Regions from separate parts of the Homo sapiens genome. Here region 2 is linked to region 1. The links are chromatin loops, found by intact Hi-C in ENCODE. Cell type or tissue: CD14-positive monocyte. All regions are shown on one strand. Links, peaks and the distances in the headings refer to the core of each region. The heading gives the core; the rest is flanking DNA.

Region 1 (5,386 bases), core at 314-5,313:
TTCCTCTAGAAGACGCTCTAAGAGTAACAAAAAGTAAGAGCTAATTTGGGTTTGTCTCCTGTGTGGTTTCTACTTCTCAGTGCAAACTGCATAAATTCTCTGCCCAGTGCGGGAAGCAGGGTGCTTTTTCCTTCTCTCTCCACCAAAGTTTCACAATTATGTACGAGACTGGCCCTTCTTGAGCATCTTTTGCTTTCTTCACTTCCACTTTCATCTACATTAAGTTCTGCCTGATTACTCTTCAACTTAGTGAAAAATTCAGATACACACACACACACACACATTACTCTTCAACTTAGTGAAAAATTCAGATACACACACACACACACACACACACACATTACTCTTCAACTTAGTGAAAAATTCAGATACACACACACACACACACACACACACATTACTCTTCAACTTAGTGAAAAATTCAGATACACACACACACACACACAATCAGCTGAATTACTCCTGGCCATCCAGATTACTCTTTCTGAATTTTAAAAATTATTCAGAATGAGGAGTTATTGTTTCTTGGGTACAGAGTTTCAGTTTTGCAAGATAAAAGAGTTCTGGAGCTGGTGGTGATGGTTGCACAACAGTGTGAAAACATTCAATACTATGAACTGTATGCTTGAAATGTACATTTTATGTTATGTGTATTTTATCACAATTAAAAACAAAAGCCAACAGGTGCTCCCATGCCTGGTTTTGGCAACTCGCGCATAATCTCTGTCCCCGGTGTCTGGTTGGAAGCAGTCACTACACAGCAGTTCCAGGACACTACCGGGTGCTGACATTCACGGGGGGCGAAAGGAGATGCCAGCTGCTGCTCACAGTGAGTGCTTTTCCCGGGGAGCAGACACAGTATCTGCATCAGACACTCCTGATTCACTTCTCATCCCCATGGGAATCAGGAGAAAGATTTCACAGCCCTCAAGTAAGACATCTAGGTTCCTGGAATTAAGGAAAAGAAGAGCTAAAGTCAAGAGTGCAAGGTCCTGAGATCCCTGGTGACATCTTTCCACCTCTTGTTTTCGATTGAGGAAGACAGCCTGGGGACTTAAAGGCCCCAGCTGTCTCTCCCGAGCACCTCTCCCTTCACACTCCAAAAACAGTATCATTTTCATGACAAAAAGCTCTTTTAAAAAATGCTCCATAAGGTCCTCACAGACCTGGTCCCTGTCTCCAGAAGGTCATGGTTTATGATATACCATTGTGACCATGCTAGTTGAAACATATGGGTAACAGGTGAGCGTACTAAATCAATATTTGAACAAGCAATGATGTATTTATAGTACATCTGGTAGTGGTCAAGGATACACTCTTTGGGAGAAGAGGCAACCTGAGAAGTAACCAGACCAGAGACTGGAAGGACCAAGTGTGTGTGGAAGAACCTGAGAGCTCCATACACAGCCTAGAGGAGCAAGGCTGGACCAATTGTCTATGAAGGCCTCACTCACAAACCAGACGGCATGACTGTCCCCAGTCCTTCCCTACTCTGAAACCTATCCACAAGCTGACCCAGGGAACCCTGCTTGATGAGGCAAGAAGGAGGGGGGATGGAGAGGATATCTCATTCCTATTCGTCTTCAAGGTAACACACACAAAAATAGCAAACTCTTGCATACTGCTTGTTATGAACACTCTTCCAATAACTCGTAGATAGGAACTCATTTAAGCCTCACCAGCCCAGGTACTATTTTATGCACTGACAGAGAAACCAAGATAGAAAAAGGTTAAGGAGCTTGCCCAAGGTTTCAGAGCTAGTTAAGTATGGGGGCCAGACAGTTATCCTGGCTCTTAGCCTTTATGCAATCCTGCTTCTCTAAAACAATGGCTATTTCTGTAACACTAGACAAGAAGAGAGGCTTAAAGACATTCGGCCCTATGTAGCATGTTAACTCTGTTCCCCTATTTTTAGGGGGAGAGGCAGCATAGCTTTGTATAGACATCCTCCGACTCAACTTGGGCAGGATGTCAGCTAACTGTGTGGCCTTGGACACATTAATTAACTATTAGCTATTCACTGTATCTGTAATATACGCTGTCTAATGTATCTGTAAGGGTTAAATCAAGTTTCTAGCACATACATAATAGATAGAAGCTATTATTCACCCAGGTGAAAGCTCTAAAAACAAGCAGCTGACACACAGCCACCATCTAACAAATTAATCAAAATCCTGTAATAAAGTAATAGTGGCTATAAGCTTAAACTGGCACACAGCAGTCAGTTCATAGCCAGAGCCCTACAAATCATGAACAGTTCCTTCACTACACTGTTTGGGTAGGGATTCTATAATTTTTCCTAAGTGTTCCCCTGGGATAAGAACCAAGACACAAGAAAGAGAAAAGGGACAAACTTACAAGTTAGCAGAATGTTTTACTTGAAAACACAGTGCAAAAGTTGAAGGTAAAAAAACTTGACATTTTATAATAGTCTTTGTTTGATTCTAGAAAGCCAAACAGTCCCTAATTACTAAATCACATATAGAATGGACATAGCCGCCAACGACCAAAGAAAGAATATAAATTGCATGTCACATCTCAACTTCAGAGAGAAACCATCTGATGTGGCTAGCCTTCTGAGTGGGTGCTAGCACTGTGTTCTTTCCTTGCTCTTAGAATAGAGTCTGGGGACCAGCCTGGCTGGCCTAGCTATCTCTCAGGGACCAGATAGCAAACTTTGTACCCTGTGTGTTTCGAATTCACACTCAAGAATGTGAAAATAATCAGCTATGCCATCTCAACATGCACTGATGAACAGTTTTCAGGACTGCTTCAAACCAGGAACTAAGGTAAAATAACAAGTTAGACAAGCCATGTGCAGACATCCCGCCTCCAGTCAGGACGTGGGGATTCTCCTTCCTGGAGACAGACTATATTTTTACAACAGGCTTTTCTATTTTCCTTACAGATTGCTTCAACTATAACAGCACAAACCAAACATCTGAAATAATGAGTCATACTGGCTTGAATCCGAAGCACCAGGTCAAATGCAGTTTAAGCCACGTCAGTGCTTAAAGGCAACCCTCATGTGGTGAGTGGACAGATTTCTGCCACCAGAAATCTATAAGCCCTTTCCACCTAGGTGAACAATGTCTCAGTGTGGGAGGCAAGACAAGTGTTTCTAGCTGTTCAGGACCAGGCTAGGAGAATCTTCTTTCTTCCTTTCCTTTTTTTAGACAGGGTCTCACTCTGTCACCCAAGGTAAGTGCAGCAGCGTGACCACTGCTTACTGCAGCCTTGAACTCCTGGGGTCAAGCAATTCTCCCGCCTCAGCCTCCGGAACAGCTGGGACTACAGGCTTAAGCCACTACACGTGGCTAATTTTTTAAAATTTTTTTTGTAAAGGCAGGGTCTCACTATGTTGACCAGGCCTGTCTTGAACTCCTGGCCTCAAGCAATCCTCCTGCCTTTGCCTCCCAAAGTGCTGAAATTATAGGTGTGAGCCACTGCAGCACCCAGCTGTTCCTTCTTTCTTAAATTGCCTCTCTTTGGAGGGGATTCCTGATGAGGAAAAAACAAAAAAGAAACTCAAAAACTTACAGCATTTTTTCCTATAAGCATTCTGGTAAAGGGGAGTCCAAGAGAAAGGAGGTTTAAATGAACAATAATGGTATTAAGTAGCATTACAAATATTATTTGTGGATTTAAGTTAAATTTGTTCTTGATTCTATGAAATATGAAAGTCAAAACATTCTTTCATCAGTTAAAAAAAGCAGCCCTCTCTGCAGCTGTTCTAGACCGAAGATGACAAAGTTTATAATAAATTATAAGCAACCCTCATGACATCTAAATTATACATTTATTTTCCTCCTTCACAATATCATTATAATGTCTCCAATTAAAGCCCGACAAATTTTGGAAATTGAATTGAAAAGATATACAGTTACAAGAACTTCTCAAGAAAGATGCAAGGAGAAAGGGTCCTCATCCCAAAAGATTGGACTTGCAGGAAACACAAGCTCACATCATCCTACAGAAGGTAAGCAGCTGCCTAGAGGACGACCTTTCTGATAAAAGAGTAAAGCATGCAGGCATGAACGAATCAATGAACATTTGAATGAAATAGCCCTGGGATCACAAAGTTCCAAGAATATTTTTCATGAGTCTCACAGTGCCCAGTTTTCCTTTAACATAAGTCTGTCTTACCTTTTCTAAGACATACCTAATGTGATAAAGAGAAACCTAGTAAAAATGATTGACCTTCCTTGGCAATCTTTGTGACTCTTACCTATTCATTCCAACTCTGCTTAGGGATAAAAGTGTCACGTGCCTGTCTGAAATTGTCTCCTATAGCCATGTCTGAATTATCCAAAAGTCAGGACACCTCCCCGCCATGGTCCCAGAACCCAGCTAGGAACCCAGAAAAGCAATCTACCAAGGAAATGCTGCCCAAAGCCCAGCAAGCCACATTCTGATGCTGGTAGGTTGTCAGTCATAAGCAAAAATCCAGAAAATACAAATCTTCCTTTGATAATAATATTGACAGTTTCTTCTGCTCCCAAATTTTTGCCTTCTTCCCATTAAACAACAAAAATTAAGTGATCTAGGTTGCCCATGTTGCACAGTCTATACATTCATATGAAACAAAAATTTAACCTCATAAAAAGAAATTCAATTACTATTGACTAAACTGCAAAGTAATATTTAACACACCAAACAATAATTTTGTAAGCAAAGCAAATTGCTAAACCTGGTTCTCAGCCATTGTTTCCATATCACAGTCACCTGTGGGACTCAGGAAAATCACTGATGATCAGCACCACCCTAGGAGAGTAAGGTCTGGTGGGGCTGGGGTGCAGTGGAAACAGCCCACGAGCGAGGCGCCAAGAGAGCAGCAGTCTAATCCCAGCTAGACTTTGCACTTCCTGTGTGGCCTCTGGGACATCACATCTCTTCCCTGTGTTTCCTCACAGGGAGCTCTAAAATGGGGGCATTGTATGAAAAGATAATCTAAGTCTCTTCCAGTTTTTTTCAATTTTCTCCCAACCCCAGAGTTTTTTCCACTTAGGAAACTAACACAAGTTTTTCTAATTTTTTCCCAAACCTAGTGTTTTTTCCACTTAGGAAACTTAAAGGTCTCTTTGTGTGGGACAGAAGCAAGAAAAAATGAAGACAAATATACCAAAGTGTGTCTCAGAGTAGAATGATTCAACATGACGTAAGAGTTTGTGTGGGAGAGTGGTGAACTGACGTAGCAGATTATGGAAGACTGTGAACAAGCAGCTTGGAAAGTCAGGAAACTCTAAGACCCAATTCTTCAATTCTTCCTTCTTTGTTTTTCTTTTTAAGATACAGAACAAAAGAAAAGTTGGGAGGAAAGAGAAATGAAGTAACAAATAAGTCAGTAGTATTCAATGAACACTTACCAAATGTGCATGATGGTATG
Region 2 (5,386 bases), core at 269-5,268, 110 kb before region 1:
ACAAAAACTGAACCCACTGGGCCTATGCATCCCTCACACTTTTTTTCTAGTATAAAAGCAATACATAATGTGTTGTAGAACAATTAAAAATTCAGAAAGTGATACATGAGAAAATAAAAATAAATCCTTAATTCTGTCATCTTGGGGTACCTCTGCTAATATTTTATTGTCTTCCATTCTTTTTCTATGCATATGTGTTTTGTTTAGTTAAGAGATATAAGCAATATGGATTTTTAAAAACCTTATTTTCCCCTCACTTAGCTTTATGTCATAATGGCGCAATAGTTTAGTTTTTTAAATTAACTTTTTTAATTTATAAAATTAATGTATATTTCAGTATAAATTATAGAAAATATAAGCAAAAGAAATAACCAAAATTCTCATAATTTTACATCCATGAATAACTTCTATTAAAATCTGGTTTATATCTTTCTATTTTTCTAGGAAGACAACTTCCTAATATTAAAAATGAGATGACCCCGTACATCCTTGTACATCCTTTAGGGATGTCTACCTACTCCTCAAAAGCCCCACTTCTTTGGGTCCTTAAAGTCCACATTGGTACTGGATGTCATCTGGCCATAGTGGACTCATTCCTGGCTTATCAGTTTTTTATTCTGAATGTAGATATGTCTAGAACTCTACTGTTCCAGAATTGGAACATAAGAGGTAGCCATTTTCTGCCATGAGGAAGGAATCACCAAGAAAGCTGGTCTGCAATGAAAATGAAGAATGAAACAGACATAACAGGAGATGTAAAATGAATGACATAGAAAAGATCTTAGTGGCTTTCCTTTTCCTTTATGGAGCCCTACTTCTCACCCTTATCCCATTATCCTCATAATCTTACCGCTTTTTCTCCCTCAACTATCTTGAATTGGTTTCTTATTACTTTTAACTGGAGGATCTTAACACAACAGTTTATCTTATTTCAGTTATGATATAAATATGTATTGAAGATTTTAATATCTCTGAATATATTTCTGTAACATTTAGTATAGCTATATAGCTAACATCATATGTATGTATCATAAAGTCTTGTTATTCCTTTAGGTTCTGATTTTCAGGGTTTTAAAGTTATAAATAATTTATCAAGGAATATATTGTTGCTAAATTTGGGGACTCGGGCTTTTGTTTTTTCTTTAGGACAGATTGCTGAGTTAAAGGGTATTATGCATAGTTTTTAAAGCACCTTTCATGTGCTTTGCCAAGTTGCTCTCCAGAAAAATTTTATCCATATGTAACTCCATCAGCAATGTACGGAAAGGCCTCTTTCTTCACATCCTTGGCCAGCATTGGATGTTCCTTTTCTAAAAAGTCTTTTATCCCAATAGATTTTGACAAATCAGGTTTCTTTTCTGAGCATTCTGGTTTCACATGGCTTATGTGCTCACCCAATGCTACCGGTTTGTTTGTTTGTTTTTGTTTTTGCTAAATAGGAGTAACTGAGTACCCTGCATCCACTGAGAAATCTTCTGCTTCCTGAAAGCTCTAAGGTAAAGATAATTAGCTGAATGCTCTGTTATAACAGGATGGAAAAAGAAATGGTGGCCTCAGGTAGCCAATCCACTGAGTCTCTCCAGGTAAAATTACACTGGTTTCGACAAGTTATGTTACCTTTCATAGAATGTAATTTTAAAATGATATTAGTCTGGGTGGGTAGTATTTTCTTAGTTTTTTTCTAATAATAGCTTATTGTGGGCTTAATTATATACCAGTGTTCTGTACTAAATGCTTTATATACATCACTTAATTTTCATACCAAACTTGTGATATAATTTCTGTTGTTGGCTCTGTTTTTGTAGAGTTCTAGGAAATTACCCCAAGGTCACTCAGTGAGTGGTGGTGGTGAAGGGCTGGAGAGGGATGATGAGAACAGGCAGGTCCCCTGACTCCTGCCAAGCGTGGCTGCCCCACCATGCCGCCTCGTTCCAGTTGTCTTCCCTTTCATCCTTCCACATTTCCAGTCATTCATGTCCATCCTTTAGGGACAACAGATACTAGAAAAAAAATCAACAAAAAAAATTTTTACATATATTTTTGAAGTCTCCAGACCAAATGCTAACACCTGCCACCTAAAGGTGAGTACCTGCTGCCCATTCTTCAGCAGTGTAAATTTACTAAAGGGTCTTTGGCGTTTGTGTGTTTGGAGAAACTTTAGTCGAGGACAAATCCTTATTATTAGGTTAAATATGCTTCTTATGTGATTATAATAGTTGCTTACCCTGAATGAGAGATTATTTATACTAAGAAAACAATAAAAACTGTCAAAGCCTATCATTTATTTTCCCACTGTCACATACTTAATGAATTTCTTGTGTCTGTTTTCAGGATTGAGCTAAATCATGATTGATAAATTGAGACATATGGTGTCATCTTCAAAATTATGAAAAATCACTAGGTGTTTTCTCTGAAAGGGAGGAAGAAGCAGTGTTTTCATCAGTTGTGATGGTGAGGCCCTTTTGGAGTTTTATTTGGAAGTTATTCTAAGTGTTTACAATGTAGAGATATTGCCCAGGAGTTTGCATTGGCTGCCTTCCCACCTTGTGCATTCCAGGTAGAAGGAAACAACATAGCAGTTTGAGTGAGTTGCCTTTGGTGTCAAACATGTATCTGAGCTTTGGCTTTTCCGCTTATTAGCTTTCTAACCTGGGATACATTATTTAACCTCAGTTATTTAAGTGACAGTTATCTGTAAAACAATAGTAACAGTTTCTATCTCATAGGATTTTGATGAATAAATGAATTTTATGAAGTATTTAGCATAGTATCTGCCCATAGAAGTTGCACAATAACTAAGGACACTTACCATCTCTCAGGTGTATTGATGACTCCCAAATCTCTCTCTCTCCTTAGTATAGTCCTAGCTGCACACAGGACTTCTACATTGGCAGCCTAAGCTGAACCTCCTCACCTTCATTGTCCCTGCTTCTTCTGGAGTCTTCATCTTGGTGATCACATCACCTTCCACTCAGTGTCTACGCTAAATACCTGGCTGTCATCCTAGACTCTTTCCTCTCCTTCCTCTCCACTTCTGATCAGTCACCTGCCCATTCTTTTTCCCTAACATAGAATTCATCCCATTGACTGTCCTTTACCATCACTGCCTTAATTCAGGCTTTCGTCTCTTGTGAATAAAATCATAGTGGTTTCCCCTAAACATAGGCATTTGGACTGCCTACCTGTAGGTGTTCAATTTTTCAGGATGTTTGGCTAGAAAAAGCTAAAAAGCTGCTAATAGCAATGTGTTACTTGATTGACTTTTCTTTCCCATGTGGTTTTGGTTTCACTACTTCCTCTTTTTGTGTGCTTTTATCTGTGTCCTGTGTACCTTAGTAAAATTGGCAGTTCTTGTCTGCAAGACTTATCTTGCACAACTGTTCAGGGTAAGGAGAGGAAGTTGCAAGGAAGAAGATAGTAGTAGGGGGAGCAGTGGGATGGCTCTGCCAAATGACTCAGCTGCTAGTGAGGGCCTCTGAAATAAAGTTATTGGTTCTTACTGCTTTGAAGAGTAAAGTTTGCTTTGATACCCTACCCTTCATTGTTTGAGAGTTGAAAAAGATTGTTTGAAACTACTGAAATAATATCCACATAAAATATCCACGTTAGTAAGGACCGTTGTAAGTGGTTGTTTGGTTAAGCAAAAACTTTAAGGGGGTGTAGGTGTAATTTGAATGCAGCATGTTCCAGAAAGATCAGTGTGGAAAGTGGACCTAGTAGCAGAATTGCTAGATAACAACTAAGGATGGGAAGCGGGGGAAGCACATGGGAGGATTCCCCAGCTTCTGCTAAAATTCAACCAGGGTCCATTCTCTGTGTGGATTAACTTTTGGGGAATACAATAACAGCTGAAAAAGCAATGGAAATTTTCTAATTTTTCTTGGGTTATTCAAATCATGATTATTTGGAAAACTGTGTGTGGTTTTTTTAAACTGATATGGGTAACTTTGTCAGCTTTTATTAGAAACCAAAACATGAATCTAATTTCAACTGTCATAGGCCCTAGATCAGGGGAAGAAACTGCCTTTTTTTGGTATGAAATAATAAATGCTTCATGGGATACAGAGAGTTGAGAGTTGAGAAGGGCATTTAGTGTCATTCTTGAGTTTATAAATTAGAATTCCACCTCTTCTGGATGAGGGTTTATATGGCCAGGATTACCTTCAGGAAACATGGATGTGGAATGGCACCGTATCATTGGCTTTTATTTTTAGGGATGTTGTTGGAAGAGGAGGATGTGTCTTTCAGTTAACTTTTCCCCTTGTCATTGTTACATATTTATGTTTGAAAATCCCTTTTTAATACTTCGGAGCATTTTCATATTTCATAGCTTTACTTTAAAATATATGTTTACAATACTTGAGATGTTTTTTCCTATTTACAATTGTGTTGATGCTTCTTCAAGGAAGAAATACATACTTGACGTTAAAGAAAGATAGCCCAGGGTAGGGACATATATGTTACTAGTGAATGGGATAGTTTAAAATACCTGAATATCTTTTTTCCATTCATCAATATTACATGTAAGTTAGTGTTTAAAATAAATGTTGACTGATTGATAGGTATTTTCTTGATCAGATTATACACATCATATTGAAGCCAGTATACTCAGACTTGAAAGAATAAGAATGAATTGCAAAATCTGGTTTAATTAAGATCTGGGGAGGGGAGCACATAGTGAAAATACATATGCACAGGAACCAAATCAATGCTAGACAATGTATTAGTTTACAATATAATAGGATAACTACAAGTTTGAAGGCTCAAATTGAGTCCATCAGCTGTAAATACAATTTTATATTTGGCTCAAGTGGCTGTTGAATATCAAGTGGTGCCGAGTCCCTCCAGAGCACCTACTGACCCCCTCAGCCTTGGAAGGAGTTTCACCACAGTCTCAGAAGAAATCCCAGTCGTGCCTTTAACTCTTTTGGCCCTTGGGAGTCATTGCAACCCCAATACAAATGCCGGCCCAGGGATTTCCAGTGGCCACAAGTTATTGCACAGAGAGGTCTGTTCTAAGCCAGACTCTTACAGCTAAGGAGGTGTGAGATTAGCCCTTAAATACTGGTCTAGCATTAGCATGGTCTATAAAAGCATGTTAAGAAATAGCTCCTCAGTGATTATGTACCAGCTACTAGTTATCCTACTAAGAGAAAAGGCAACATGGCAGCTTCACATTTCACATGAAAGACTAGCATTAACTGGGCCTGGCGTGCGGGCTTAACTTTGACATAACACTAGCGATTATTTTAGACCCAGGAAAAAATGATTTCATACCAGTCTTTTCTTCACATAAGATTTGTGTAGCATTAAAATTATGGGTTACTGAATAAGCCATGAAGGCAAAAATGTGGAACTCTCCTTGCCAAAACAGAAACAAACATCC

What was found. Hi-C counts contacts between places; a loop is a spot of excess contacts. Peaks named below come from ENCODE experiments on the same cell type or tissue, not always from the same donor. Only the 100,000 strongest peaks of a DNase experiment are listed, where the experiment ranks them.
Region 2: it touches region 1 in a loop (2.2-fold over the local background); 2 of 110 quality-filtered maps call a loop at or near these places.

Annotation. Positions count from the first base shown.
Region 1 is chr5:78,592,358-78,597,743 of GRCh38, forward strand. The region is part of intron 2 of LHFPL2 (LHFPL tetraspan subfamily member 2); the gene reads right to left. Among named protein-coding and RNA genes, the nearest start is that of LHFPL2, 54 kb to the right of the region's middle. RefSeq lists an enhancer at 4,669-4,963 and a silencer at 4,809-5,013. In CD14-positive monocyte, for the core only: no CTCF peak of the experiment used is centred there; DNase peaks (open chromatin) are centred at 1,884 and 2,984.
Region 2 is chr5:78,480,601-78,485,986 of GRCh38, forward strand. LHFPL2 (LHFPL tetraspan subfamily member 2) reads right to left here. Exons shown (of 5, transcript NM_005779.3): 5 at 4,630-5,386. SCAMP1 (secretory carrier membrane protein 1) reads left to right here. Exons shown (of 9, transcript NM_004866.6): 9 at 1-139. Among named protein-coding and RNA genes, the nearest start is that of SCAMP1, 120 kb to the left of the region's middle. In CD14-positive monocyte, for the core only: no CTCF peak of the experiment used is centred there; a DNase peak (open chromatin) is centred at 3,381; H3K4me3 peaks cover 1,346 bases; H3K27ac peaks cover 2,811 bases.